Regions from separate parts of the Mus musculus genome. Here region 1 is linked to region 2. A link is a loop called in an ENCODE intact Hi-C map of the cell type or tissue named here. Cell type or tissue: left cerebral cortex. All regions are shown on one strand. Each heading gives the region's core, and the rest is flanking DNA. Links, peaks and the distances in the headings are about the cores only. Region 1 overlaps Tmtc1 (transmembrane and tetratricopeptide repeat containing 1). Region 2 overlaps Tmtc1 (transmembrane and tetratricopeptide repeat containing 1).

What was found. A loop is a pair of places that touch in the nucleus more often than their neighbours do. Peaks named below come from ENCODE experiments on the same cell type or tissue, not always from the same donor. Only the 100,000 strongest peaks of a DNase experiment are listed, where the experiment ranks them.
Region 1: it touches region 2 in a loop (2.6-fold over the local background); 6 of 42 quality-filtered maps call a loop at or near these places.

The regions. Positions count from the first base shown.
Region 1 is chr6:148,249,498-148,265,657 of GRCm38, forward strand. Tmtc1 (transmembrane and tetratricopeptide repeat containing 1) reads right to left here. Exons shown (of 20, transcript NM_198967.5): 13 at 13,286-13,394; 14 at 1-93. It overlaps Gm52483 (a long non-coding RNA gene), which reads left to right. Exons shown (of 3, transcript XR_003956551.1): 2 at 16,111-16,160. Among named protein-coding and RNA genes, the nearest start is that of Gm52483, 12 kb to the left of the region's middle. In left cerebral cortex, for the core only: no CTCF peak of the experiment used is centred there; DNase peaks (open chromatin) are centred at 6,295, 6,801 and 10,855; H3K27ac peaks cover 498 bases.
Region 2 is chr6:148,334,264-148,350,423 of GRCm38, forward strand. Tmtc1 (transmembrane and tetratricopeptide repeat containing 1) reads right to left here. Exons shown (of 20, transcript NM_198967.5): 6 at 1,988-2,069; 7 at 1,380-1,483. Among named protein-coding and RNA genes, the nearest start is that of Gm52483, 97 kb to the left of the region's middle. In left cerebral cortex, for the core only: no CTCF peak of the experiment used is centred there; DNase peaks (open chromatin) are centred at 7,499, 7,670, 8,089 and 9,395; H3K27ac peaks cover 1,768 bases.

The sequences.
Region 1 (16,160 bases), core at 3,149-11,148, 84 kb before region 2:
TAAGAAAACTGCATAGTTGTTGTGTAAGTCTGAGCTGTCCGGACAGTTCTTTATTCCAGCCTGGTAAATGTCCTCAGCTTCCTTAAATCTTTCCTTTAGCAGGGAACAAAGAAAAACAAAGTTTTATGAAATTAACAATACAAGGAAGATTCAGAGTGAGCAGGGAAAAGAGAGAGTGCTTACTGAGCCAGGCACTAAGACAGACATCATGGGCTGTGCCTGAATCCAAGTCTACACTAACCGTGCACAAGCATAGTGTACAAGCACAGGTGTGCTCAGTTCCTACCACTGCAAACGTGCTGGTACTTACTAAGATGAAGGGTCTGGATGGACCCAGACCTGTGTGTGGAAAAGGTCTGAGAATGATCTTTTAAATGGGTCCTCTTCACCTGCTGGGCTTGGAGGCAGAGTGCTCGGGTTGACAGAGAACACTCACCTTCTTCCTACATCCCTCTAAGATTTGCTAGGTAAGTTTTCTGCGTATGCTTGTTTGTGTGTGTGTGTGTGTGTGTGTGTGTGTGTGTGTGTGTGTGTGTGTGTGAGTGACAGAGCCCAAGTTGACCTAACCTCATTCCATAGCCCAGGCTGGTCTCTTAACTCACTACAAGCCTCCTGCCTTAACCACATGAGTGCTGGGATTGGGGACAGGTTTTAAGAAAGATGAGGAGAGACGCCTGGTTAAATGAAGGGAGGACTCTGTCTTACCCCTTCTCTTCTTGAAGTATTCCCACAGCTCACTGAACTCTGTGCTCCTTGCCTTATTAAATCTGTGCTTTCTGGGGCCTGGAGAGATGGCTCAGTGGTTAAGAGCATTAGCTGCTTTTTCAGAGGACCCTGTTTCAATTGCCAGAACCCACATGGCAGCTCACAAGTGTCTGTAAATCTAGTTCCAGGGGACCCAACACCTTCACACAGACATAAATGCAGGCAAAACACTTAAGCACATAAAGTATTTTAAAAACTGCATGTCCAACATTAAAAGAATGCAATATATAAAAAGATAAATCCATGTTTTCTGAGTTGGCCTCCACAAAGCACTTATCTGTCTCCTTGAGGCATACCTCCAACCCATATGGCATACCCCACACCAAGCACCACACCTTCAAAAGATCATTTAGAACCAGCTAGGACCAGTTAGAAAACTGCCCTCCTGGTCTGTGTACCTTAACATATTTTAATCATTTACAATTTAATAAATTGTAATTCAGAACCCAATGATTTACAGATATTTTTCCTATAGTTATCTAAAACTATTATATTAACTGTTCTTTTGAAAACACATAGCTTAAAATTATGTAAATAACCAAAAGTTCTGAGAACTATCCAGAAACTATAGTTAACAGTTTTATTTTCTAGTACTGCATTAATGTCAGGTAAAAGAAGGCAATCCAGTACAAAGCTCTTTGCAATTTTCCGTATGCTAAAAGTTTATCACAAGTCAGACATTTGAAAATGGACACCTCGGCCAGTCAGTGAAGGTGTGTGTGGTGGCTATCCTTCATGCTGCTCAGCAAGCCTGGCTGAGAGATCTGGAACCTGGTGGGACCCCTGGGGCTCTTCATCTCATATGGAACCACCAGTGGTGACTAAGTCCAGTTATTTTAGCACCACTGAGGAGGGGGAAGTTTCTGGGTGACAAGATTTACTTATTGAATCAGATCCATAGGCCAGCAAAATGGACATTTCTCAGATACCTTCTCTAACTGCCAAGATCAACAGCTGTCACATTCAGAGAAGATGGATGAAAAATCTCAAAATAGGTACTTTAGATCTTAACAATAAGTCTGAAAGAAAGCTTTTGTTTGTTTGTTTTTTGAGACAGCGTTCTCTGTGTAGCCTTGCCTGTCCTGGAATTTACTCTGTCCTGAACCTACACTGTGGCACTCACACGCACATGCCCATGTACACACAGATACACACACACAGGCACGCACATGCCCACACATGCATATGTACATACGAATGTACACGTAGATGCATACACACATACATGTCTCCCCCCACATATTCATACACACATATATGCACACCAATGCACAAATACACATACGTTTTAAAAAACAAAACAAAACGAAATTTGCATCTTTACCTACAAGCCCCTATCATGGGTGGAAAGGAACTTACAAGGTCTCCTCTCTTCTTGAGGAGCTAATGTCAGTTAATGGTTGCTGGGGAAGGAAGATACTTCCTCCTCATTGGTATAGCTTATTTAAAATAAGAAAGTCTACATAAAAAGTGCACTTATATATTTAAAAAACCTTCCAATGCAAAAGGACAGTGGCATTAGCTGAGATATTTATTACATTTTATTATTTTGGTTGTGGGAACAGAAATCACAGCCTCACGTGTGCTACTGAGGGAGATCCTGGCCCTATTAATTTAAATCTTTATAGATCTCTTTAATGTTTGACCATTATTCATATTCATACCAGCTTTCCCGACAGTGGTATTTAAGTGGTTTCTTTCATTGTTAGTTGAAGTATGAAGAAAATTAGACCTGACAAGATGAAAAGCAGAAAGGGGCTGTCATTTAGTCAGCACTACTGTGGAAGACGCTCAGAGCACTGTCCAAGGCAAGGTGTATTGACTGTACAGGCAGCGTACAGTGGAGCATCCTAACAACAGGAAACAGTCTCTGACACAGCCACAGGTCTATACCCCACCCAGAAGTGTGTTTGCTCTAAGCAATAAAACAAGGCAGCCGTAAAGTAACCGTTCACTAGTGGGACACTGGGAAGCTCTAGATGTGTGTCTGTGGCAGTCTTGGGGAGCAGAGGACTCATGGATTGACACTCTGGGAAGCTGACCAGTCTGACATCCCGTGGCTTTATAACCTCCTGCAGACTACTCAAGACAGAGCAGCTCCAAAGCTGAAGCTGCCCAGCAGGCCTGCTTCCTGTCTCTTCACTTTCACCACTGTTATTTTCTTTACCAAACAGTAAACGATCAACTTCAAGAGATCACAAGACATTTATGAGAAATATTCTATCAATATTTGATGTCTCATTTTCTTTCACATCCAACTGAAATGAATCAACTAGCTTGGCGTTCTTCCTCCCTGAGGAAACATTTGGCATTTTCTAGTGCTGCATGCCTTTGTCTCTCAGCAGAGTGTGAGCTCTCTCTCTGTGTGTGTGTGTGTGTGTGTGTGTGTGTGTGTATGTCTGTGTGTGGTAATGGAGTAAAAGAGAAATGGCTGCTTCAAAGAGGAAAGCCAGACAGAGAAACAATGAAGAGGACACGGTGATTGGGAAGGAACAGCAGAAGGACCATGGGTATGGGGAGTAAAGTGTTAACCAAGATGGGAGAGGGAGTACGGTCAGGGGAAAGGTCAGGGGAAGGGGGAAAGGTTGGGAAAGGGCTGAGAATAGATTAAGCAGAAGTAAGGACAATGAGAAAGTCTTATGACCCACTAATATGCAAAATAATTTCAAAATCTGATTTTTTTAAAAAGGAGTTCAAATGGAGGTGCCATTTATGAGTTGGCAAAACAGCTCCAGAAAACTGTGGTAAAAATCATGAGATATGTCCCTAAGCGTCAGTTGATAGTCCACCCCTAACTGAGCAACAGTCGGCAGCTGATAGCTCTGGGGGAAGGAAAATCTTTCCTCTAGGGAGACTGCTGCTTTGGTGGATGGGGGCCCACCCCCTGCCCCTACACTGACTGAACTCAGTGGGTTGTTTAAGGAAAAAAGAAGAAGGCATGAAGAAGGGATGTGTTAGGGGAAACGGTGGGATGGTAGGGAGGAGAAAATGAAGAATGAATATGATCATATTACATTGTATACATGTATAAAATTCTCAAGGGTAAATTAAATAATACACACACACACAAAGGAATATACACAGAGCATGCCTCTACAGGAGTGACACAGGGGACCAGGAGAGAGGAGACCTGCAAGTGTAAATACCTCAAGTGTCCGATTCCAGCTTTCCCTATCCCATTTACCCCATCCTCTACTTTTGCAGGTGTGAGACATATGGTCTACTCCTGGCCGGAAACATTTTCCCCTCAGTCTTCATGCATTAGCTTACAGGAGCTGGCACAACCTTAACCACATTGGCTCACATCCCCAGACATCCCCCTTGATGCAGAGTGCTCTTCACACTGCTGCAGGGCATTCAGACTCCCTGCTCCAACATTCCCTTTCCACGACTAGGTTCCAAGAAGACAAGACACAGGACTTGCTACTTGAGGAATCTCTGGTGCTTAATAGGATTTGTATGCTCAGTTACCAGGAGCTAAATAACTAAATCAATACGTTCTTATATTAGGGTTCATTCCAAGTTGACTTAGCTGTGAGCGTGGACTGTGACTGAACCAATTCATGACAGACTCCATCCCTCTTACTAACTCACATGTTAGATCTTTCACTCTGGTATTAAATAAAAACACATCCCAAAATATATGAAAGGAAAATATTTTATAGCTGTTTTTATATTAATTGAGTTTTTCAGTAGGTTATAAACCTGATGTTAGCAATAATTTTCAGTGGCCATGTTAATCCCAAAGACAGGAGGAGAAAGACCATTGACAGGAATCATCATGGCAAAATTAACTGAATCAAGCAATTCACTCTAGCAAGCTTTTTATTTGTGTACATGGGCTGCCTCCCCCTAAGGTGGGGTTCAAGAGGTCAGCATTGGCTGTGAGAAAGACAAGGTTTTTATAGTTCAGGGGTAGGGGGCTTCCAAGTAGGGATTTGGCAGGGTTACGGGAGCAGAGTGCAAAAACAGACATTAGTCCTAGTGACCTCCTGAAACAAAGACATGCTTGCAAGGTGGACATAACAATAGGCAGTCATAGGTGGTCAGATAACCTTTTGAAACAAAGGTAGAGTTGCAGGATAATTATAAACAACTTTTTGAAACATAGATGGATTGCCTGCAGTTCCTGGAATAGGTAGTTCAGAACCATTTGTAGTTAAGGTTGGTTATAGCCCAATCCTTGAGAAACAGAGGTTTAATCATTAATTAGGAATGAACCTAATTTGTCTTTACCATACAAAGGCTTTTAAGCCTAAGATGGAGGCAGGTGGTTCTTCAGTCTGCATCATAAACAGTATTAATTTCATTTCCTTATTACTATTGTGATGCAAAATTATGTTCTCTGTGGTAAGGGGTAGATGGCTACAAGTTCCTGTGGGCTCAGGACCATTTACAACCCTGTCTGAGAAGCTCAGCGTCTACCTGTGAATGCTCGTGGAGATCGGGGGAAAGCAAGGCAACAGGCAGGCCGTTGCCACCCCAGACTCTCCTGGCATCAGATTTTTCTACCCTTCTGCTGTGTGTATAAAGGAGTACTCACATTCTCCAGTGCCCCTAACAGCTCAGTCATAAGCTTCCAGTGTTTTGTTTAGATTTGATTTGTTTTGCTTTGTTTTTCTCAAGTTCTGTCCACCTTGTTTTTGAGACCAGAGGTTCCTCTGTCTGGAAGCTGAGACTCACAGATCTAAGCTGGCTGGCCAGTGAGCCTCAGAAATACCTCTCTAGTGCTGGAATTACAAGCACCTAAGAATTCTGAGGCAGAATGACTTTATTTCTAGACATTCCACTGAGTAGGGGATACATGTCATTTCTCTGATTTTAACACATCACCCATATCCTTGTGTAATAAGAGAAAAAGCTGATCTCATTTTCTGCCTGAGTTTGCTTTTCTCTGGCTTTTCCATAGTAGAAGTGGCTCCCTGACCTGAAGAGGTCAGGCTGGGCCTCTGTTTCTTTGAGACTCTTAGGTTTCTACTCTCAAATGCTGGGATTATAGGCCTAAGCCACCATTCCCCATCGCCATTAGAATTTTCTTCTCTTTTCTTTCTAAAACATAAACAAATAATTGAAAGTGATTGTTCCCAAATTTCCCCCACTGAAATAGCTAGCTGGAAAGGGTAATCAATAGTTTGAATGGCAGAAGTCAGGACTAAAAAAGTCCTAGAAAATCAGAAATTTCAGGTAGAGACAAAGAACTTTGGTAGAAACATATCATTCTGTGTAACTTAAAAGTGGTTTTATGGGACTTGCAATAAAAGGAGGCCTCAGCTTGCCACTGAGCAGCTCTGTTAACAGCCAGACCTCAGAAGCAAGCCCAGAGCAGCTAAGACAGAAGCTTCGTGCAGGACAGGCTCCCAAGGTGTTGATATGCTAGTGAAGCAGCCCCAAGCTGTGAGCCCTGAGCAAAGCTACTGCCCAGTGAAACTATGCAAACATTGTAACTTTAGAGATTGTCTCTAGGATTGCACTGCCTACCCCAGAGACACAGCTTTTCTAGTCTGTGTGTTGAAACCCATCAGCAAGAGGCTTTAAGACTGTGCATGGCCTTGCCTTTAGTGACCATTGCACTCCCAGACTCCTGGGCTCACACAGGCCTATTTGTCAGTCCTATTTACTATTCTATGCTCTCAAGGACTTCCTGGACCTTTATCACTGTTCCCAGTCTGTCAAAGCTGAGGACTTAACTGTAGGCATGGGTAGAGCCTGAAAGCTTATAAAGTATCCTTACAAGAGAGGGTTTCCCAGTGGAACTCTACAGCAGCATTCTTTGTCTGATCAATTGTTCCTGGCTTGGTGAGATATCTGTTTAATCTTCATATTAGCACAATAGTATAATAAATGTTTATGTGAATAAGCCAAACATATTAAACCAACCATATTCAAAAGGCATCCAATTGCCAAGTGCCTCACGGCCCATATGCCATGCTCTCTGCAAACTTAAAAATAAATGTACATCCTTTCACACAGCTTTCGGAAACTTGACTGCACATGGGAGATTTTATTCTGTCATTGCTTCCAGTGTGACACTAGTCCTCAACCACAATCAGCATGTGTGTAGGCTGTGTGTGTGGCAGATCGTAGCTCTGCTCAGGGAGAGTGTGCAGGCTGACTGAGGTTTAAGAATATCACTTCCATATTTTCTGGGGTTTGAAAGTCTAAGATGCTGTTAGAGGTAACAGTGGAAAGGGGTTGCTTCAAAGTCTGTCAAGTCCAAGGGTTTTCCTCAACTCCTGTTTGCTACATTGTGTATCAGAAACCTTGTTTTATCCCAAAAGAATTTCAGAGGTTAAGATAAGATGTGTAGACTCAGAGAAGGGAGGGGCCCTGAGTTCAGCCCAACAGCTGTCCTATCTCTTGTGTGAAAACCAATTGCCTTAAGGGTAGAAGAACCCTTCAGACTTTTCAGTGAGATTCTAGGATCCTAAAGCATTTCACAATAACCTTCCCTCTAGAGTAGGAAAGCAGCTAAAGGAAGTGCATTTTGTCAGAAAAGATGAAGGTCTTCTGTGTAATTTGTATTCACAGCGGTTGAGCTCCAACTGTAAGAAATTCAATAATTTTTTATATCAGTTTGCTATGTTTCCACAGAAAATAACTTAATCAGGAAATCATTTCAAATATCCTATCTGAAACTCCTGAAATTCAGCTAAGGAAAAAAAAATATGTATATATATACACATACACACACACACACACACACACACACACACACACACATATATATGTTATCCTTTAGAAAATTTTGCCTGAAAAAATGCCTTTGTTTCATTGAACAATCAAACAACAAATGGCCACTTGGTTAAGGTCTGCCTACTGTGTTAGTGATGTGATGGTCCTGGGTCCTAATATGAATGTCAAGGTCAGTGAACATCTGGACCACTTTAAAGTGGTATCTTTAACTGAACTCAGAGTTCATCAATTTAGAAAACGAAAACAGCAGAAACTTTGGAATATCCACTAAAGACCATTACTTTTCACAGTATTAACACACAAATGGTTTATCTGTATATAAACAATGACACTAATTAGAGTGGAGCCAGACAGCAGTAGGGATATATCCAAGACCATGCTTTCCCTAAAGAAATCTGTCATTAGAGGAAGATAAGTCTGAAACACTAAAAATCAATGTTTTGTTTTAATATTTTTAATGTGATGTGGTGTAGGTGTGTATGTATATGTGTGTGTGCATGTGTGTTCACACTTGCATGAACTCATGTGTAAGTACATGCATTTGTGGTATACATGCATGTGTGTGTGTGTGTGTACATTTGTTAAGGGCATGGATAGGGGGGCTTGAGGTTGACAGTGAGAGTCTTCCTTGATAGTGCCCCACTTTATGTATTAAGGAAGTTTTTCTCAACTGAACCCGACCTGAGAATCCCCTGTCTCTGCTTCCCAAGTGCTGGGATTACTGGTAGGAATCATGCCTACTTCACTTTTTATGTGGAGTCTGTGGATCTGAATTCCAGTCTTTAAGTTTTCTCAGCAAGCACCTTCCCTACTCAGCTATCTTCCTGGCCCACATGGTTTAGATTTCATTTCAGGATAGTAACCCAAGAAATGAAAATACACGACATATATAAACATGATACAATTTGTATGCTGATGTCATGGCTTGAGGGTGAAATGTCTCTTTCAGGCCATTTGGTTCCCAGCTGTGTTGCTGGTTTGCAAACAGAATCTCTAGGATGTGGGTTCTAGGTAGAGGAAGTGGGTCACTGGAAGCAAATCTTGAGATTTATAGCTGGGCCTCCTTCCTGTCTGCTTTCTGGACCAGTGAGATGTGAATAGACAGTGGTCAAATATTCCCACCACAGAACCACCTGCCATCATGACTTTTCCTCCATGACAAACTGTACCAACAAATGGTGAGCAGATAACCCCCTCCTCCCTGAGCTGCGTTTGTGGGGTTCATGTTCACAGCAACAGGCAAAATGCTAAACACAGAGATCTCTGGAAATATAATTCAACGCAGAATGGAAAAGTGAACAAGGTTTGGACAGGAATTGGAAACTGAATTGTTTTATAAGGAAGAAGGGATTTAGAAAGAAAGAAAAGATGATCCTGAAAAAGGTGAAGTGTATAAAGAGGTATCAGTTCATCAAGAGATCCCAAGACAACACTTGGGTATCACTTGTAGATATAACTGAACATTGCTTGAAGTTGTGGTGTTTTTTCTTTAAGAGCAGTAATTCAGTGTCTACTGCCTGCTTAGGGAGCTGGAAGAAAAGATCTGAGCTGGAAACTATTTGTACAATCAACACACACACCTCATTGTTGATAATGAAATCAAGGCAGGAACATGAACTGAATATGAATTAAGAAAAAGGCAAATGTAGAGGTAAGAACAGCACAAGAGAGAAGCAGACAGTGCAGTCCAGATGGCCACCAGTTGAGGTGAGATGAAAAGGGGAGACAGAATTGACCTTCCTAGAAAATACAAGATCTTCATGTACCAGATTAAGAAGAAAATAAAAACTAAATGTAATTTAGGAGAAACATGCAGTCTTTCCAAGACTGAAGCACAGATCTCCCACTCTCAAGATCTGCCACGTCATAAAAACTCAATGAATGGAGTAAGAGATGATTGCTATGACCTCACAGCTGCTTCTCACACTAGACCCCAGGGTAGGGCAGGGCAGGGCAGGGCAGGGCAGGGCAGGGCATCACAATAAGGCACAACTCAATGAGAGGACTGAAGTGGGGACTGCACACTCTCCAAGTTTATTTACTCACACATCTGGAATCTACTAACTGCATACAGCCTGGCAGGTGTGAGACTACTACAATAATTACAATAAATGCCCTTACAGAGTCAAACATTCTGGAGGTGGATGAAAGAGCATTAGCCCACCGAGCTATGTTAGATAACATAAAGCTGTAGGAAATAAATACACAGGAGGACAAAGTGATGGGAGACATGACAGAAAGTAGACAAAGGGTCAACACGGTACTGTGTAGGCGGCGACTGCACGGCAGGAGGGAAGACGGATCTGGGTAGAGATGTGTGGTGGTTGAAGAAAATGCCTGCACAATGAGGTGCCTGACATACCTAGGTCAGAGGCAGAGGCAGGGTGTGTCTCTCTGAGAGATGAAGGGGTCAGGGTGAAGAGAAAACGTGATCCCGGGGGATGCAGGCTGTCTTTTCCCTGTGAGCCAAAAGTTGTCAAGGACTGAAAGCATACATCATGGAGGATCACCTTAATTAATTAAACACTGTAAAAAGTCAACATTCAAGGAAGTCATCTATTCCAGATAGGCTTTCTGACTACAGCCTATCTACACTGTTTAGAGAACACCGTGCCTCTCTATCTGCAGGTGCAACAAACCTCAGATCAAAAATAGTCAAGAAAGAGGCTGAGAACACGGTTCAGGGGTAAGCCTTATAAGCTTATATGTACGTCTTGTGTGCCTGAATCTGAATCTCTAGTTTCACACATGGACATGTGTGTCTAACCTCAGTGATCTGGGCAAAGACAGGCAGACCCCAGAAACTCACCAGCTAGCCAGTGTATCCAAGAGAGTAAACTTTGGTCCAGTGAGGGACGCTGACTCAAAAGAATAAGGCAGAAGGCAAAAGAGAAAGGTATTAGATATCTTTTTTTTTCTGGTACACATACACACACAAATAACACTCAGAAAATACTATGCCTATACTGAAGTTTCTTTTGTTTAGTCCCTAATTAATAAAGTATAGCAGCTATTTCTATAGCTAGTGTACACTGCACTAAGTTTAAGTAATTTAATGATGTGCGTAGGAGCTGTTTATCTATGATGTCATTTTATATCTGGGACCCACAAATCCACAGATGTTTATGTCTGAGGAACGGTCTAGAAATGGCTGTATTAAAACACAGTTTGTAACTTCTGTCAGTTGAATATTTATAGACTATTCTAATTTTGCTACTGGTTGGAACTTATAAAATGTTTAAAATGCAAATTGTAGCCTCAGTAACCAATGTGTGGGCCAAACCATTCCTTATGTTTAGCTAGCAGCTGCTCCAAGGCATCTCTCAGTTTGACTTTTAAAAGAGGACTGGCAATTGATTGACAGCAGAACCTACAGCTATCAGGGTCACTTTCATGTGTCAACAAAAGCAGAGCATCCGTTTATATAAGATAACTCATGTGCATTCCCCAGGGCAAGGGGCAGACAAACACAGCACACCCTGAAAATTGGTTTCAAGTCATTCAGACAAGTGAAAAGGAGACAGGGATTCAGAGCACAACTGCTCATGCCAGAGATGGTCTCCTGGGGGCCTGCCTTGCCATCTGTTCTTCCCTAGCAGGTTTTAAGATACAAAATCATCATAGCACAAGTAAACAGTAATAAAAACATGGAATGTGAGACCACACAGGAGTTCATTCTGGAAGGAATGCCAAAGCTCTGGCTAGAAAACCCCTGAACAAAAGGGAGCACTCGCTCCCCCACCCCCACTGCCTCTCAGAAGCAAGCAACATAGGAAGAGCAGAGCAGACTGGAGCTCACAAAGGGTTGAAGGTTAGCATATTTCTCTGTAATTTTTTAATTAAAAAGTTTTTAGAAACAATAGCAAATGTCATATATTATTCTTGACATACTTTGTCTCCAAATGACAGCAGACACATCACGGACAATAGTATCCTTCTGCCTTTGACGCCCCTCTCCTTGTACAGTGAGAAAATTGGGCTTCTAGTGTTGATCAAGAACAAACTGAGATTATACCTAGAGTTTGACAGGAGCTGCCAATTATTAGTTATGACAATTCTATAAAAACCTGTGATTAGAATTGTGTTTGCAGCCTTTGTCGTGCTGCCGCTCCCTAACGCCAGCCGCCTCTAGCTTGCCAAGCTCCAGAAGAAGGGGGTGGGGGTAAGTAAGGAGGTGTCCATAACAAGGTTCATACAAAGCAGACTGCCCACAAATCCACCCATGGTAAAGCACCCAGGAAACAACTGGCTACAAAAGCTGCTCACAAGAGTGCACCCTCTACTGGAGGGGTGAAGAAACCTCATAGTTACAGGCCTGGTTCTGTGGCACTCTGAAATCAGACTCTATCAGAAGTCCACTGAACTTCTGACTCACAAGCTCCCCTTTCAGCTTCTGGTGCAAGAAATTGCTCAGGACTTCAAAACAGATCTGTGCTTCCAGAGTGCAGCTATTGGTGCTTTGCAGGAGGCAAGTGATGCCTATCTGGTTGGTCTTTTTGAAGATACCAGCCTGTGGGTGGGCTATCCATGCCAAACGTGTAACAATTATGCCAAAAGATATCCAGCTAGCATACCGCATACACGAAGAACATGCTTAAGAGTCCACTATGAGGTGAAACATTTCATTCTCAAAAAATTTTTTTAATATCTCTTAATATCAATGGACTCAATTCCCCAATAAAAAGATATAGACTAACAGACTGGTCATGAAAACAGGACCCAACATTTTGCTGCATACAGGAAACCCACCTCAGTGACAAAGACAGACACTACCTCAGAGTAAAAGGCTGGAAAACAATTTTCCAAGCAAATGGTCCCAAGAAAAAAGCTGGAGTAGCCACTCTGATATCGAACAAAATCGACTTTCTACCTAAAGTTATCAAAAAAGATAAGGAGGGACATTTCATACGTATCAAAGGTAAAATTTACCAAGAGGAACTCTCAGTTCTGAACATCTATGTGCCAAATGCAAGGACATCCACATTCATTAAAGAAACTTTAGTAAAGCTCAAAGCACACATTGCACTGCACACAATAATAGTGGGAGACTTCAACACCCCACTCTCATCAATGGACAGATCCTGGAAACAGAAACTAAACAGAGACACAGTGAAACTAGCAGAAGTTATGGAACAAATTAATTTAACTGATACTATAGAACATTTTATCCTAAAACAAAAGGATATACCTTTTTCTCAGCACCTCATAGTACGTTCTACAAAATTGACCATATAATTGGTCACAAAACAGGCCTCATCAGATACAAAAATATTGAAATAATCCCATGCATCCTATCAGATCACCATGGACTAAGGATGATCTTCAATAACAACATAAATAATAGAAAACCCACATACACGTGGAAGCTGAACAACACTCTACTCAATGATAACTCGGTCAGGAAGAAATAAAGAAATTAAAGACTTTTTAGAGTTTAATGACAATGAAGCCACAACATATCCAAACTTATGGGACACAATGAAAGTCCTAAGAGGAAAACACATAGCTCTGAGTGCCTCCAAAAAGAATCTGGAGAGAGCATACACTAGCAGCTTTACAGCACATCTAAAAGCTCTAGAAAAGGAAGCAAATGCACCCAAGAGGAGTAGACAGCAGGAAATAATCAAAACTCAGTGCTGAAATCAGCCAAGTGGAAACGAAAAGAACTATAAAGAATCAACCAAACCAGGAGCTGGTTCTTTGAGAAAATCAACAAGATAGATAAACCCTTAGCCAGACTAACTAGATGATACTGTGATGATACTGGCAGATGCACTTGAAAGTAACATTTAAAAAAACACTTCTGAAATTAAATGGAAACAATTACCTGCTCCGCCAGTAGGGAAGCCAAGCTTGAATAGGCATCAGCAAAATCTGGACCATATTTAATGGATTCCTTCAGCAGCATGATGGCTTCTTCTGTCTTCTCCTGGGACCTGCAGATGACAGAGGGAGGCCACCTTTCATGAGCACTTGCTGCAATCCTCTGCTTAGACTTCAACATTTCATAGCTTTTAGCAAAGATTAGGTAGTTCGTCCTGGATTTTACTGTGTTTGATGTAGATGTTTACTGTGTTTACATGTAGATGTTATGCCAGTTGTGTCTGGATTCTCACTGGAAAGCAGTGAGGAGATACTGGAGATTCATCACTGACTCTGGCTGCTGTGGTTTGAATGTGGTGAGCCCTGCAGGCTCCTGTCCCTGAGCAACATTTGCTCCCCAGCTGGTGCAGGTGCTGTTATGGAAAATTGTGGACTGTTAGGTCTTGGGGCCTAACTGCATGATGGGAAGGGTGTAGATGTAGATTACTGGGGAGAGGCCTCAAGGTTGTACAGACTGTCCATTTTTTTTTTTTTTTTTTTTTTGCTTGACTGTGGACACAATACCATCTTTTATAACTGGGAACCCAAGAAAATGTTTTCTCTCTTAAATTTCTTGTCAAGTATTTGGTCTTAGTAGCAAGAAAAGTAGCTAACACACCTGCTATGCACTGTTGGGAAGTTTTACTGAAGAGTCTGTAAGCCTGTTAACAAGAAACACTGAACCTCAGGCCAGCACTCTGGGGACATCACCTGGGCAGCATGGAAGTGGGTACAGTGATGTGAAGATGGCCCGTCCTCATTTCTAATAGCACCACAGGTCCAAATCCATTTTACAAAAACAATTTTATGTTTATAAATGTGTATCTCTGTATGTAAAGTTCATGTGCAGCTCCAGACGAGGGCACGGGATGCCCTGGATCTGGAGTTATGAGTGTTATGATCCAATGACATAGGTCTCATAGGGAACTCAGGTCCTCTGAAAGAACAACTAATAATCTTAAAACTACTGAGCTTCACAGTCTGATTTCTTAGTGATGGCTGCTGGTCTAGGACAAACCCGGCTAAAATGTCCAGCTACGATTTATATCCACAAAAGAAAGCATCACACACAATTTATGAAACTGGAAAACACTGTGACCAGTGGCTGGAAGGGGAAGTGAATGTGTTGTTATGCTCTCACTACAAACTGGCTCTGCCTCTGTCAGTCGATCTGCTCCAGGACCTGAAGCCTGTGAGTCCTCTCCTCAGGTGAAAAGGCCTCTCCTGTTGGTGCTACAGGGAGACAGTGGATCTCACTACCTCATTCTTAGGCATTAATCCTTCTGCTTACTGAAATAACTTCCACAAATACTGATTTTCAGTGCCAGCTATTGTAAATGTGGAAAATAAAGTGTATTATGAAGAACAGAAACCCTGGAACCACAGACAGCCCATGGCCTCAAGGATCTAGGCCTAAGCCTTGAGGGAACCTTTTCCCACTAGGGACTAAACCAGAGTCTGGTGCAAGTGTTTTTACTATTCCACTCAGTAAAGACTGTGTACTGGGTGTTCTCATAAATTCTCATGGCATTATGAGTTCAGTCCTTACTGCAGCCCCATGTGACAGATATTGTGAAGAGAAACGTTCACATGCAGCAGAGTCAAGTGGCTCGAGCACACACTAAGGTCCTCTTGCAAATGTTCCTCCAGTGTAACACAACTGCTTTATTTTCCTTAGGACAGGCCCAACTCTGTGTGCTAGGTCAGCCTTGAAATCCCCTGAGGAAAAACTCCCACATAAGAACAGTTTAAAATATGACACTAGAATCCTAATACTCTGAGTGTGTGTTCTATGTGGTCTTTGTGTTGGATCCCTTTTTTAAAATCCCATAGACCAGTCCAAAGGCCTGCACATAGTAAAACTCCAGTAAGTGCTAAATTATTATGATTATTGTTGTTGTTGTTGTTGTTGTTATCTTTTTGTTTGTTTTGCTTTGTTATATTTTATGAGACAGGGTTTCTATGTGTAACAGAGCCCTGGCTGTCCTAGATTCGATCTGTAGATCAGACTGGCCTCAAACTCACAGAGATCCAACTGCCTTTGCCTCCTGAGTGCTAGGATTAAAGGCCTGCAACACCACACCTGGCCCATGCTAAATTATTTTTAAAGCATGGTTTTAGTATTGTACTTCTGGACCATTGTTCATGTACTTGCATGTCCTACTTCAGCCTCCTAAGCACTGGGATTTAATCATGGCTACTTATTTTAACTCTCAGAAGTCTACCCTCAGTTGTAAGAGCTCGCTGTTCACAGTGTGATTTATGTACCTCTGTGAATGTCACCTGGCAGTTTGATGCACAATAGAACCTCGGGCCCCATTCACACTTCCCAGGTGCTCTGTGTGGGTACTGAGACCTCAGCATACCTACATCATGTCTTCTCAGGGACAAACAAGGTCATTCATTCCTAACAGCTGCCCTCTCTCCTACTCCCTGCAGGCTCAGGCTCTGTAAGATACAGTCTGAATGCTTCAATGCCAGAAGCAGCTTGTTACCAGTTACCTTCACCTAGGAGGGAGACTCCTATCATAGACCTGAGAGTTAACAATCATGGTTTCAAAAGTCCTTAGAGTTAGGAATTCAGTTTGGTAGATGTGGTGGTTTGAATTAAAATGATTCTCATAGGCTCATAGGGAGTGGCATTATTTGATGTGTGGCCTTGTTGGAGTAGGAAGTGTGTCAGTGAGGGGTGGGTTTCAAGGTTTCAAATGTTTGTTTAAGTCAGGCCCAGTGCCTTTCTCTTCCTGCTGTTTGTTGAGCTAGACATAGAGCTCTCTGTTCCTTCTCCAGCACCATGTCTGCCTGTACAGTGCCATGCTTCCCACCATGATGATAATAGA
Region 2 (16,160 bases), core at 2,815-10,814:
CTAAGGGAAGGCTGACTTTCACCAACCTGACCCTCGGTATCAAAAGATAAAATACATAGATATTTAACAATGAAAATAGAAAAATCTCGCAAAATGTAAGAAAACCATACAGGCAAAACAAGTAATGAAGTATATTCATTAAAACATGTACACTACATTGACAGGGCAAAGACTGATGCCTGACATAAGATTGGGGGTCAAAATTCTGCAACCTCTAGGAAATACCAATAAGCTCAACTATAAATCATCCACTCATCAAGTTCAGTTTTAATCTTTGTTGTTAGCTGATGGTGGTGGCATCTGTCTCTCATCCTAGCATTCAGGAGGCTGAGGCAGAGGATCTCAAGTTCAAGGTCAACCAGTGTCACATAGTGAGACCCTATTTGAAAATAAAAGATTTGTCATGTTTTATATTATATTGTGAAAATATATATATATCAAAATAGTAAAGGTTACTTCCATAAAATTAATATTAAAATGATATAACATTATAAGATATTCATAGCATATTTGACTATGAAAATAATTAAACATGGTATCTTAATGTTTAAAACACCACAGAGAATATAATCTGAAGTTATTTAAATTGATAACTGTGATCATATCTTAAAGCAGTGCACCACAGCAGACTCAGTGTGCCCGGAGCATTCATCAATATCACCTCCTAATTCAACATCTTCTAGAACTTCTGAGAATGTAAAAGGCACAGTTAGCACTATCTTTGCAAATACCATTCCTTTCTATTTGTTGTTCTGAGCCTTCCTTGGTTTTAGGTTATGTTGTCTAACCAATCTCTGCACACATCTCTGTGCTGTGCTCTGTAATGCTTATTTTAAAAGCCACTCAATCCAGGCGGTGGTGGTACACGCTTTTAATCCCAGCACTTGGAAGGCAGAGGCAGGCGGATTTCTGAGCTTGAGGCCAGCCTGGTCTACAGAGTGAGTTCCAGGATAGCCAGGGCTTTACAGCCCTGTCTTGAAACCCTGTCTTGAAAAACAAACAAACAAACAAACAAACAAACAAGCCACTTAAAGGATATGTATATTATAGACAATAAGCATCTAATAAAATAGTTGTCAAATAAATAGATATATACCAGTGAGAACCAAAGCCACAATTCTGCCCAGTTAGAATTGGTTGAAAAGAATTTCAAATATATGAAACAGAGTTTCCCTTTCTATCCTCATGCTGACTAACTTATGATCACTATCTCCTCGAAATGAAAAGCTGGCCTGTGGTTTAATAATACTGAACAGGTGCCAGTATGTATGAACTCATTTGCAACGAGACCTGTTATGTTGTACAAATGATTTATGGCAATAAAAATATCCAATAAAACTAAGTACCAAATAAAGTTTACAGAATGTACATGCACTGACCTTGTAAGGATGTATGGCGAGAATGAAGCTGGATTGTCTTGCTCTGAGAAGAGGGGCATAGTTCCTCCCATTATCCACAGGCGGAAATACAAAATGACAGTCACCTTGGAGGAATGAGAAGACCTGATGAAATGTCTACCAACACCTCTTCCATCTTTGTTCAAGCATTCTGATCATCTATGAAGAAGTAGACTCAACTGCCCCCTCCCCTTACAGATGATGGATGACCCTGACTGTATATCACAACATAGGAAATCATCCAGCTGAGCTTCCAAGCTGAACAAGCAGCAGGTGCTCTATCTATGCCTCTGGGCACCAGGACTGGATGTTCTGTGCAGCAGTAGATAACTAATACAGCCAGGTCATTTTGAAAACTCTTCAAAAGGACTCTAAACTCTGTGTTGTTCACACTATGCCACTGGGTTCCCATATGTGCCTCCATATATACCTCTGCTCAATAGTAACATTTACCACCTGCAAACCTTCCTTACAAGATTATATTGACAGTGAGTTTATTAAATAATCTAGAGCATATCCCTGAGTTGAAACACTCATGAAATGAAAACACCCTTTACTAGTGACATTTGAGATACATATTATATACTTACATAACTGATGACCAAAATGGCCCGCTTTAAAAACGGTCTCAAGGTAAGAAGGAAATTTCTGTTGGTGCTCCCAGTCAGACACCTGAAAGAGGAAGGGAAAAATGAGGCTATTAAGAGCAACCATCTACAGCACAATGTTCCCCTCTGTGAAAATACTGAGCTCTGAGAAAACACCAAGAACCTGACTTTGGAGCCAGGGCATGTGGGTTTCAACATGGCATTCTGCCACTTACAAGAAGTGAAACTGCAAAAGCACCTTGTATTTGCCTGATGTAACTGTCATCTCTGTCTGTTAAGCTAGGCCTAGCCTCAGAAGCTTCCAGCCTCCATACAATCTAATCCAGGTCTAGAATGTTTCCAGCCTCTGAGACTTACTGCTGAATAAGCTCACCCTTTCTAGTTCTTTCTGAACTCTGGCTGGCTGGTTCAACTTAGCCATTCTGGCTCAACACCTCTCCAAGATGACTAATCCAATCTGGCTTCTCTTTAGCCTCTGACTTTTAGCTCTGCTTGGCTTCAATCTCTGGCCATCTGTTCCAATTGTCTGGTTCCTTCTTACTCTCTGGCCTGTTTAAGCTTGTTCTCTGCAACCTCTCTGTAAAACTCTCCTGGTAAAACTACCTCCTTCTTTCTCTCTGTACTCTTCTCTCTTCTCTCTCTCTCTCTCTCTCTCTCTCTCTCTCTCTCTCTCAACTCTGAGTTTTCCATAGCAATCCAATTTTCTTTTCTTCCCCTTTTTTTTTTAACATTTATTTATTTTATGTATGTGAATATACTGTAGCTGTATTTAGACACACCAGAAGAGGGCATCAGATCCCATTAGAGATGGTTATGAGTCACCATGTGGTTGCTGGGAATTGAACTCATGACCTCTGGAAGAACAGTCAGTGCTCTTAACTGCTCAGCCATCTCTCCAGCCCTACTGCTCTCTCTTAAGTAGCTTCCCTTTCCTCTCTCTTCTCATGAGAGTTAGGCATATCCTACTCTGTCGAATCTTTCTGTGATTTGGCACTTTGTTTGCCACTCAATCAGACATCACTTTCAAACATGGGGGCTTCCTTCTACAAACTAACTTTATCTTCATTGTTTGGAATTGAAGGTGTGCTAAGGGTGTGTCTATATTCCAGCCAGAGGGATTAAAGGTGCTAAGGGCTAAGCCACATTACAGCTGTGTAGTGGTTGGTCTGACGCTACTTGTATTCAAATGCTAAATTCTGTACCCCAAGATCTGGTTGCTCCAAGATGAGACGATCCTCACATATACTAGCTTTTGTTATATAAACCTTGCCTTCCAAGTTATCCGTTTATAAAGATACCTATAGCCTGTAGCTGGGCAGAAGAAAAATAGGGAGGGCTTTGGTTCCTGGGCTTGGGTCTGAGGCAGAAACCACAGGGGAAGAAGACAAGGAAGAAGAAGGAAAAAGGCACCATGGGGTGGGTGGATCCCGTGTGCACGGCCATGAGAGCCAGCCAGTTGGATGGAGTAGAAATAGCCCAGGCAGAACAAGGCAAGTGATATCTCAGGATTATTGGCAGGGAGGTGGACAAAATAGCTTAGACTGCTAACATCTGCACAGCTTTAGTGTTTTAAGACTCATTATAAATATAATAGGTTTATGTCTTTTATTTGGGAACTAAAGATCTAAGGTGGAGTAGAAACCCTCAAATATAATTTACCACAACACAACTAGAAACAGTTTTTCTTTTCAATAAATTACACAATCTCAGGGTTCACAGTGTGATCAAATATCCTGCAACAGGAAACAGCTTTCTTCATTTCTTTGTACATCTATTGTGCTCATTTAAAAGACAATAATATGTACTCTGTGGGAATATTGTAAGAAATAAGTGAGATAACATATAAAACAGGATGTAGTCTTGTTAAATAATAAATATTACCATCTCATCCACCCCTGATAAACCTGTATACTTTGATAACATTAGTCTACTTTTACCTCTTTATATAATTTGAGGTACAATGTCTTCAACCTACGAAAGATCTCACAATTGTTGAAAAACAAGGATACCAAGATTATGTGAGGTAAAACACACAGTGCTACTCATACATACTGAGAGGTCTTTGATCCACCCCAGAACTTGCTTACTGTCCTCTGGCCTGGGAAACAAATTAGATTTTAATATTAGCTTCAATAAGGTCAGAGATTAGTGGAGAGCCCACATCTGCCACAGTCCCCACTGGTTCAAAGTAGAAGCTCCAGCTTTGTGAATGGGACTGGCTGGCTTCTGAGGTTAACAAGCCCCCTGTGAAAACATAAAGGGTCCATATCCCCTCCATGGGAGCTTGCACATGTGAGTCAAGCAGAGAAAAAAAAGCTGAACTCAATCACATAATCCCACTGGCATTTCCCTGTGTCTTATTCTCCCTAATGCTTTTCATTTAGTTCTTTCACTTCTGTTAAGCCTTTCTCCCCTCAAAGGATTTTCCTCTTAAAATTTGCATTTGAATAATGGCTCTTTACTGGAGAGAAACTTTGGCCCAGACTTTGCCTTTCAGTAACACCTGAGTGGGTTAAAATCCTGCAGAGACAGGCCCACTTTGTGCAGGCTCAAGGAAGATACGTGGCCACTGTTGTGCAGCAAATGCTCTGTTACTGCAAGGAAGTGTCATCTTCACTCAAATGCAGGTCTCTCTCGCTCTCTTCTTTTATGTCTCTTCCTCGGTGCTCCCTTTCTCTCTCTTTTCTTTCTTTCTCTCTTTCCTTCTTTTTATTTTATTTTAAATTTAATTTTTGCATTCCATATTCTATTCCCCAGCCCCCCATCCATCCTCTGACTGCTCCACATCCCACACCTCCTCCCCACTCCACCCTACCTCCACGTGGATGCCCCCAACCCCCACCCCACCTGAACTCTAAACTCCTTGGGACCTCCAGTCTTTTGAGGGTTAGGTGCATCATCTCTGAATGAACACAGACCCGGCAGTCCTCTGCTGTAAGTGTACTGGGGGCCTCATATCAGCTGGTGTATGCTGCCTGTTTGGTGTTCAGTGTTTGAGAAATCTCAGGGGTCCAGATTGAGACTGCTGGTCCTCCAGCAGCTTCTTTCAGCCTTCCCTAATACAACAACAGGGGTCAGCTGCTTCTGTCCATTGGTTGGGTGCAAATATCTGCATCTGAATCTTTCAGCTGATTGTTGGGTCTTTTGGAGGGCAGTCATGATAGGTCTCTTTTTGTGAATGCTGAAGTGCCCAAGTGAGGATACCTCGGTCCCACTTGGAAGAGAGAAGAACAGCTGGGGAAATCACCATCCCGAACCTCAAGCTTTACTACAGAGCAATAGTGATAAAAACTGCATGGTATTGGTACAGAGACAGACTTGTTGATCAATGCAATAGAATTAAAGACCCAGAAATAAAACCACACACTTACAGTCACTTGATCTTTGACAAAGACACCAAAAATATACAATGGAACAAAGAAAGCATCTTCAATAAATGGTGCTGGTCTAACTGGCTGTCTGTGTGTAGAAGAATGAAAATAGACCCATATTTGTCACCTTGTACAAAGCTCAAGTCCAAGTGGATCAAGGACCTCAACATAAAACCAGATACACTGAATCTAATAGAAGAGAAAGTGGGAAAGAGCCTTGAACTCATTGGTACAGGGAGAAATTTCCTAAACAGAACTTCAATGGCTCATGCTCTAAGATCAACAATTAATAAATGGGACCTCATGAAACTGGAAAGCTTCTGTAAGGCAAAAAACATAGTCGATAAGACAAATTGGCAACCTACAGATTGGGAAAAAATCTTTACTAACCCCACATCCGATAGAGTGCTAATATCCAAAATATATAAAGAACTCAAGAAGTTAATCACCAAAAAAACCAAACAACCCAATCAAAAATGGGGTATAGAACTAAATAGAGAATTCACAACTGAGGAATCTCAAATGGCTGAGAAGCACCTAAAGAAATGTTCAAAGTCTTCAGTGATCAGAGAAATGCAAATCAAAACGACCCTGAGATTCCACCTTACACCAATCAGAATGGCTAAGATCAAAATAGCAGGTAACAACACATGCTGGAGAGGATGTGGAGAAAGAAGAACACTCCTCCATTGCTGGTGGGATTGCAAACTGGTACAACTAGTCTGGAAATTATTCTGGAGGTTCCTCAGAAAATTGGAAATAGATCTACCTAAAGATCCAGCTATACCACTCTTGGGAATATACCCAAAAGATGTTCCACCATGCCACAGGGGCACACACTCCACTATGTTCTTAGCGGCCTTATTTGTTATAGCCAGAAGCTGGAAACAACCTAGATGTTCCACAACAGAAGAATGGATACAGAAAATGTGGTTCATTTACACAATGGAATACTACTCAGCTATTAAGAACGAGAACACCCTGAGTTTTGCAGGAAAATGGATAGAACTAAAAAATATCATCCTGAGTAAGGTAACTCAGACCCAAAAGGAAATGCATGGTATGTACTCACTAATAAGTGGATATTAGCCAAAAAAAAAAAAAAAAAAAAAAAAACCAGTACAGAATACCCAAGATACAGTCCACAGAACTCAAAAAGCTCAACAAGCTGAAGTGCCCAAGTGAGGACGCCTCAGTCCCACTTGGGAGAGAGAAGAAAGCAATCACAAGTGGGAAGGGAGTGAGAGAAAGTAGAAGGGGGGGGGGGGCATTGGTTATCTGGTATTGGGTGAGGGAAAATGATTGAAGCCCTGAGGGCCAGCAGAAAAAAATGTAAACAGGCAACCTCAGAAAATAGGAAGTTGGGGGACCCCCCAGAATGCACCAGAGACCTGGGAGGTCAGAGACTCCCAGGACTAAAGGGGAGGGACCTTAGATGAAATGCCAGACAGTAGGGAGAGAGAACTTAGAGAGCTCACCTCCAGCAGGAAGACAGGGCATCAAGTGAGGGATAGGGTTCCCATCCCACTGTCATAACTCTGACCCATAATTGTTCCTGTCTGAAAGAATTACAGGGATGGAAATGGAGAGGAACCTGAGGAAAAGAAGGTCCAGTGACAGGCCCAAAGTGGGATCCAACTCAAGGGGAGGTCCCAAGGCCTGGCACTGTTACTGAGGCTATGGAGTGCTCACAAAAAGGGACCTATCATGACTGCCCTCCAAAAGTCCCTTTCTCTTCTTAAGTCTCTTCCTTTCTCCTCTTAGGTCTCTTCCTTGGTGCTCCCTTTCTTCCCTTTTGGGTTCATAAAAATTCCTGGAAGTGACACATACTCAGAACTGGCAATCCAAGTGCTTGATGATAGAGAAAATAAACAGGCATGAAGCCATCAAATAGATTTTGCTGCTTACAAGTTCTAGACAAGCCCACCCACCTTCTAGAGCTGCTTCTGAGTCCTTCCTTCTCTTCTGGGACCTCAGCAGAGAGTTTGACATGGGCCAGGCCAGGAACATGTGCGTGCATTTACTGAAGCAGTCCTTGGCTCCTATGTTTGGGTTTGGGCAGCTGGCTTGTTATTCCCATAGTAGCACAGTAGCACAGAACTGCACATCCTTTTCTGGGCTCTGCCACCTTGTGACTGTCATTTTCAGGTAAATTAAACCAAGACTAGGCCTTGGCACTTCTGTTTCTTCAAGGATGCAGGGTAGCCCACAGAAGGCAACTAAAGGAAACAGACAGGGGCCAGAAAAAGATGCTAAGGAGGGCAAGAGTGAGAATGTAACTGAACTTTCCAGGCAGTTGCTCTTGGAGGCTCTATTTCTCGAGCTGCCTCTGTGGTTTGCTTAGCAATGGAAAAATGGGAAGTGGCTTTCCTTTCTATAGAACAAGCCACAGGCTTTAGGGTTTCCTTGAGGTTACACTTAGACAAAGCTGCCGTACATCATTTCTGATGGTTTACTACAATGGATATTTTAGTAACTGTATTTATAATGTGTCCTCTAGTTCAGACAGTCTTGGTAAAATTCTATTTCCACAAAAAGGAAATAAAATAGGGTAAGGGTACCAGATGATTTATTTTCAAAATATAGCATCCCAAACTCATGAAAGCCTGAAATGGTACAGAGATTCTTGGTGGAAAAACAAGATGTCAAGATTTCTATTTTAAGGCGTGGACCATAGTAATGACAAAATGAGACACACAACATGGTGCCATTTCTGGAGAAGCGTTAAATAGGTGGGAGTGTAATGTGCTCTGTTCTTTACATTTCCTCCTCCACTCCACCTCAGAATTAGACTTGTGATTTTTCCCTATGGCCTGAACAATGACCAAGAATAGCAGCAGCATTAGTAATAGTCACAATTAACAGTACATGCCAGACATGAATTTTTATAGCTTGTTTGCCATTTACAATAATTCCATGAGACCAAAAAATTAGAATAATTTTTAAACCTGATTTCTCAGTGATTCATTTCAATCATAAAAGCATGCTACTACCAATACTTTATTTACTTATTTGTGTATTTGTTTATTTTTGAGATGTCACTAAGTTGTCTGTTATACTGGCCAGGTACTCAGTATGTAGCCCAGGCTGTCCTCAAACTCATGGCAATCCTCCTAACCTAGCCTCTATTATACTGAGACTATAGATGTATACCACCAAGCCTGGCTATATAGTCAAATTTTCCCTGAAATTTGCACATCCCTTAAAAAGCTACAGAAAGTATCACCACCACCAAATTCCAAGCCACCACGAAAGCACTACACTCAGAACCACGGATCGAGGCTTCTGTCCTTTTGTGTTCATGGCTTGGATCAAGACTGCAGTCTTCGCATTTCCTTCTTTATCAAAGAACTAGGTAAATAGTCTCTGAGCTCCTAAAAAATTGAAATTTCTGGATACCTTCATCAACTAATGACATCACAAATGACCGAAAAAACACAGAGTAACCAATCAAGAAAAATGGATGCCACAGCATTCATAAAGAAAACACGAGTGGATTCTCTACTTTGAAGAGATAACCTGAATGTTGAGCTGTACACAATGATTTAGTGCCAGCATGAGAGACTGTTATTGTCAAATGAAGCATTTTAAACATCTTTGATTTATGCAAAATAAAAACAAAAGATGAAGATTTTCTGAAGTGATTTCCCTAATCTATGCTCCGCCTACATCCCAGATCTCCTGTTATATGAAGCAGCCACCTTTGAAGGCAGACAAGCACATCACTGCATGTCCAGGACACCCTTTCCTTCCCTTCCCTTTCAGCTAAAACTATAAAGTGAAAGCTGAGCATGCTCAGAGATGCTTTTGTCTGCCATTCTCCAGGATCTTGAACTTAGCACATTCCAAAAATGTCTCTACAGTCCTTGCTTCTTAATCACAAGCTTAAACTGAGCATGATGCTATGTGCTCAGTTCTGCGTGAGCATGTACTTGTATAGGCTCCTGATGAAATCCCCGTGCTTCCCATTTAGAGAGAGAGTTGCTGTGTAAGTGATTCCTTTGCTTCCCTTGCCTGCAGCACACAATGACCTTCCATCTTTTATTTCATGGCGGTGCTCCTTTTGGCTTTGGGCTTACTAAGACTCAGACCCACTGTATTTAGTTACACACCCACTTCTCAGATGTGTTAATTTAACTCAGTGTTAAAACTGACACTCATCCTTCAGTTAGTCAACCCTCAAACCCTGGGGGAGACTTTAGCAGAGACCAGAACAACAATAACACCAAATCACCTACCTACCATCTTGAGTGATACAGAGTATGTGTTCTTCTGAGTCACCAACCTTAGTTAATGCAGTTTCCATGTCAGTAGATATTAGCAAGGATAACAATTCTTCAGTATGATTAGAGTCAGAACTTTCTTCTATGTCCATCTGAGTACGTTTTTAATAAGTTACACTTTCAGCAAGAACCCTGCTATGTCAGTTTTCCAATATCTCCTCTCGCTGCGCGTTGGTTAGTTCTTGTCAACTGAGGGAACCTTGGAGGAGGGAACCTCAGTTAGGGAAGCACCACCATAGATTAGTCTATGGGACTGTCTGTGGGCATTGTCTTAACTATTGATGTGAGAGGGCGCATTCCACTGCTGGTGGTGTTACTCTTAGACAGGTGGTCCTGGAAGGCATAAGAAAGGTAGTTGAGAAAGCCATGGAGAACAAGACAGTAAGCAGCATTCTCCATGGTCTCTGATCCAGTTCCTGCCTCTAGATTTCTGCCCTGGTTTTCCTAATGATGGACTCTGAGGTATAAGCCAAAGATACCCTTTCCTTCTCAAATGGGTTTTGGTCAGTGTTTTTACTATAGTAACAGGAAACTGAACTAGAATACCCTGGGTATATTTACTCACCCTTGTAACCTGGTTCTTCAATTCTCCACCAGGTGATACCTGGCTACCCTGGCCAGTCTTCAGCCACAGCCCATATTTCATTTAGACAGAATTCTTTTTGTACAAGGTTTTCATACAGGGGCTTTCTAATCCCAATCCTTACTATGAGCTCTGTTCTTGGCTATAAATTTCCACTCACAGCTATAGTCAGGGTTAAACTCAAGCCCTCTTTCTTACTACAAAATGCCTTTGTAGTAATTCCTGAACATATCTCAACAGACCTGCCCAACCTTAAAGACAGTCTTCCTTCCCATGCTTCACAAGTATTATATGAATAGATTTTCTTTCACACACACTTTAAGATCAATAAAGCCTAGTAACCCAAGCAGTAGTCTAAAGTCCTTCCTTTTCCACCTCTCAACCTCTCCTTTTGTATTTCTCTTATTCTCCAGCACTAGACTGGAGTTTGAAATGTTTTGATTTGAGATGTAGACAGCAGGGTGAAGGATGACAACTATCTGAATAGCCCTATTTCCCTTTTGAGGACGCTAATGACTAAAATGGACATTATATTAGTTAAGATTCTCCAGCTTTTCTCAGAATCTGTAAACCACAAAACCACATAATCTTTGCCTAAGTGTCAGCTACAGATGGTGAAACCAGCTGTGTGGTGGTTTGAATAAAAACGGCCCCCATAGGTCCATAGAGAGTGCACTATTAAGAGGTGTGCCCTTGTCAGAGTGGGTGTGGCATTGTCAGAGAAAGTGTGTCAATAAGGCCCAGGCTTGGAGGTTCAAGCCAGGTCTAGGGTGGCATTTACTTCCTGTTGCCTGCCAATCCAGATGTAGAACTCTAAGCTACCTCTCCAGCACCATGCCTGCCTGCATACCATGATAGTTCCAACCATGATGATAACGAACTAAACCTTTGAATTGTAAGGTAGCCCCAATTAAATGTTTTCCTTTATAAGAGTTGCAGTGTTCATGGAGTCTCTTCATAGCAGTGAAACCCTAAGACAAGCAGCTAAAAGTCACTGTGCAGCAGTACACCAATCACTTACATACACCACCACAAATACCTCCAGAATTATCAACCACACTAACTTAATTTCCGTTTCACATTCAAAACAATAAAGGACATTGGTGAAGAATTACATATTCCGAGGGCAGATAGAAGTTAAATTCAGATCTTTTGGAATGACAATCCCAAAACAGTTTTTCTTGAAAGAAAATTTTTTTCTCACTTTTCTAAAATATAGCAAAGACATTGCTTACATTTGAAAAGATTATAAGCTAACCATAAACCAAAAAAAGTTAGAGCCCTCTTTAATGCACTGCCTTGAACCCACAAGTTCCTCCTCTTCACTGTGTCAGCAGCAAAGCCTCTCCACAGAGGGTCAGGTTTGGATGTTGCCTTTCCCAGTCCCATGGTTCTGATGGGAGGTAGGGGCTGTTTTGAGAATCCAGTGGTACATTTCTAAGTTCAGCCCCTCCAGAAACCCAAATCCACCTTCCACACCCAACTCTGTAGCTCTGGTAAATATTTCTTCCAGAAACCTCAAACCCTTAAAATTTCCTCTTTTTTACAAAGAAACCTTTACTTAGATTATCACACAGAACAGTGGACCTAAGACTGGGAGACCATAGGGGAGAAAGATGTTCTGTTCGCTTAACCATTATGAAAATCAAAAGCAAACTAGAAGGGAACAAAACACTCAGTTTCATAGTTTTACAAAGTTCAGGCTGTAGAAGTATGAAGACCTGAGTTCAATTTGTAACACATAAAAAGAGCTGAGCACAGTAGCATTTGTGTGTAATCCTAGAGACAGAGGTTCTGGGGCTCAGTGGCCAGAGTCTATCCAAACAAGCTCTAGGTTCATTCAGAGACCCTAACTCATAAAGTAAGGTAAAGGGAAACTAGAAAAGATATTTGATGTCCACATCTGGCATCTATACATATGTGCATACATGTTCATGCATGGACGGACACACACACACACACACACACACACCAAGAAATGTGAACTGACTCGGAGAAGATCATGGTCCTTCCATGTCAAAAGTCAATTAAATTGGGCTTCATTAATTTAGTCAAAGGATTCTCTTCAGATTTCCTCTACAATTAGTTCAGTCGTCATTCCTGGTTTTTAATTCTTTCTACAAGGAATGATAAAAATTCAGTTTTGTCTTTCAGCCATAGTCCCACCACAGTACTTGGCAGGTGCCAGTTACTGTAGTGAGTGTTCCCACCTTCTTTTCATGTTAACCCTGCTATGACAGGACCAGGGTTTGTTCCTGCTAATAAAGCATAGACCCTTCACTTGGGCCTGCAGACAGCCAGTGGGTATCTTAAACAGGTGAAAGCCAGACATCTCTGCCCTCTTTCCAAATGGTAACTTTGCTTCCTCAAATGTTAGGAAGCTCGGTTATGAACATAGATAGATTAATTGCATATGGGGTGTCTCATAGATATAAAATCACAGTGCTTACCTCAAAAGGAATAATAAGAGACAACTAATTCTCAAAGACAATTATGAGTGACTGTGGCTAGGTCACATTTAGTTACCCCAAATAACATATTCCAATATGGTAACAGTTTGGTGAAGTTTTCATACTAACATAACAAAGAAAGTCATAAATCCAAGCATCTTTCAAGTACATTAGTAGAAAACATCAGGTAGGCAAATTACAGCAAAGTGGGGACATCTTTGCTATTGGCCTTGGATGCTGTCTGACAATATGCTTAGCCTTTGAGTTGTGGTGTGCACCAGTGGTCTGTTGGGACACTGCAAAAAGGACTTATCTAATAGTCGAAATAGATTTTAGGTAGAACACAGAGGTGAGTGATTAACTGTGATTTCGAAGACTAAACATAGCCCTAAATAATTTAGCCTTTGGACCTGTAACATTCAAGCTGTCCACAGTCACCAAAGCTTTTAGTCATCCAATCAGCCTTGTACAATGTACACAGATACAGCTTTCCATCCACCCCCAGGACTTTAGTTCACAATGTCTAAACAATGTTAATGCAAGGTTAATTAGCCCTAACTGTTGATGGCTTCCTCCTCCCTCTTCAGAAATGAAGAGTCATACATATCACAGTTAACTGGGACCCTGTTGTAAGTTCTGTATTGTTAACGGGCATTTATGGATGCTAATGGCATTATGCTTTTAGTCTTAGTCTGTATGTGAAAACAAACAAACCCCAAAACAAAACCACAGACTGGATAGTTTATGAAGAACAAAGATCTGTTTTGTTTTGTTTTTTCTTCATGGAGCCTGCAAAGACCAAGATCAGCACCAACACTGACATCTGATGATGTTCTTTGTGCTCTGGAGAGGTGAGCTCACCACAGTCTCTTTTACAGAATCATCAATAGCTGGGTGTAGTGGCTCATACCTGTAATCCCTGCACTCAGGAAACTGAGGCAGGAGGATTGCTGTGAGTCTGATAGCCTGAACCATGTTATAAAACCTGCCTAAGAAGCTCTAACAACAACAACTCCCCTAAACCTCCATTTTTTAATGCTTCTACAGCATAAGGCTCACCTAAATTTGGGTACTGGGACTCAAATACTAATTAATTAGTATAGTTTATCATTTTATAATTATCATTTTATGATTTGGTAGGTCTACTAAGATTTTCCATACATATGATTCCAAGTTCTGGAAGACCTTTTAATGAGCATCCCTCAAAAGCCAATATATTAAGGGTTGCTGAGGTCTAAGCTTTATGCTTTCCCTGTACAAAGGTGATTCAGAACATCCAAGTGGGAAACAGTGACAGGAGAGGAGGCTGGCTGACAAGGTCACTGAGCCATGAGATGTCAAACCAGTCAGCCTCTCAGAGATGAACAGTCAGCAGCAGAGTAGATTAGGGTACACAATGGAAAATATAGCTGATACCCAGGAGGAGAGAAGACAGAAAAGTCAACCATGGCTAGAAGGTAGTGCAGACAGAGTACTGACAAGACAGATTGAGGCAACCATGGTGGAGTCTGGGTTTGTTGTTGTCAGGGGTTTTGAGTTGGAGGGGTGTGGGTTGGGAGAAATGAGACAAGGTCTCAAGTAGCCTAGGCTAGTCTCAAGCTCACAATGTAGCCAAGGCTGGCCTTGAACTCCTGATTCTCCTGTCCCTGGCTCCTGAGTGCTAAGATTATAGGTAAGCACCACCATGTAGAGGCTATGTTTGTTTTTGTAACAGAAAAGAGTCATAAAGGGACTCTGTCCAAGAGACAACTGCTACTCCAGCAGCCCATCAGCATCGATGGGTGTTGACGCAGGCCCATGTTGAGGGTGATTAGAGGAGAGATGATGAGCACCAGAAATCAGACCAGGATTAGGTTGGAAATTCTACAACATGGGATTGAAGAGCAGATAAAATATTCATATGCTATTATCATAAGAACCAGTGAGACAAGAGTGAGGTAACATGTGGGTGTTAAATATCTTAATGAGTTTCAATCTTTTATGAATTGAAAATTAACTTGAAAAACACAATAGATTTTTACCGATGAGAGCATTAAAATTTCCAAAATATGAATCTTTGGAAGGTAGAGAGATGGCTTAGTAATTAAGAACATGCATATTACAGACACCACCACTGCAGATGACAGATCCATACCACATGAACAGCCTCAGACGAGAATGGAGTTGTGTACTAGTACAATGCCTTCCATTGACATCATGTGTTCTCTTCTGTGACCACGCATTCTTCTCTCTCATCACATACTCCCTGTTTCTCTTCATTTCCATCCATCCACACTAGTAACCCCCCAGGTATATTAAGGAATTTGTGCAATGAGATCACAGTTACACGCAAATATATACTACCTTTGCAGACAAACCCTAGCACTAAGGAAAAAAAAAACTCACTGCCAACTACACTGTAATATTTCTGAAGCTTACTAAGAAACTTGTGATGGATACAGTTAAGCTAGTGAGGAAAATACAATATTAGTGCTGTCTGGGCAAACCAGCAAAGTGTACCTTTGGTTACCATTTAGTGACTGTCTACCATGTATCCTAAGCTAATTCATGTGACCCTGAGCATGTTCCCACAAGATGGACACTATTAATATTTCTCTTTTGTAAGAGAAAATTGTGGCATTTATGGTCCAGTACTTTGTCCTAAGTTCTGACAAGAAGTAAAAAAATGAGAGGCAGAATACAAATCCAGCTTGTGCCTTTGCTACACACAGTCTGCTGCCCCTCCAATCACTGTCAGTAAAACTATCTCCAACTTCCTAAATTGCCTGAAGTTGGGATGCATCCCTCTGGAGAACAAACATCAGGTACACATGCTGAGTTGGATTCAAGCTTAGAGTACTAAGACATACCTGATCAATTTGGGAAATAAAGAGAAAGCCTACTACAACTTCATCATTATGAAGAGTGGCAAGTTACTCACTAACAATATTCAATTTGACAGGAAAAGTACCAGGAACAGAGCCAGGTCTTAGAAACATTACATGAAAGGAATAAATGTATTATCTAACATTTAAATAACAGCCAATGTTTGCTAAGCACACAGCAGAGGCCAGAAGCTGCTCCAAACACATCACTTTTTATCTACATTCATATAATTAGGAAGCAAGTATGACTAGGGAAACTGAGGCAAACCAATCAGCAGCAGAATCAGGATGTGAATCTGTGTACTGGCTCCTAGCCATACCTATCTTACTATCCTGAAGGGTCACCGTGTGCTTTCCATCCTGCCCCAGGAAAGCAGCCACGATAAAGGGCTACAGATCAGAGAAAGAGTCAGTATGAGCTGGGAAAGGAAAGGAGCTACAGAGGAGAGGTAATACCTGGCCTGAAGCTGGAGAGATACTGAGGACATGCGTGTGGAGGGGTCAACAGGAAGTGCCTGGACAACAGTTCAGGGCTGAGGATGAGCAGACAACAAATTCCCCAACAGCTGTCTCAAAACTGAGCCTAAAATCAGAATAAAGATAC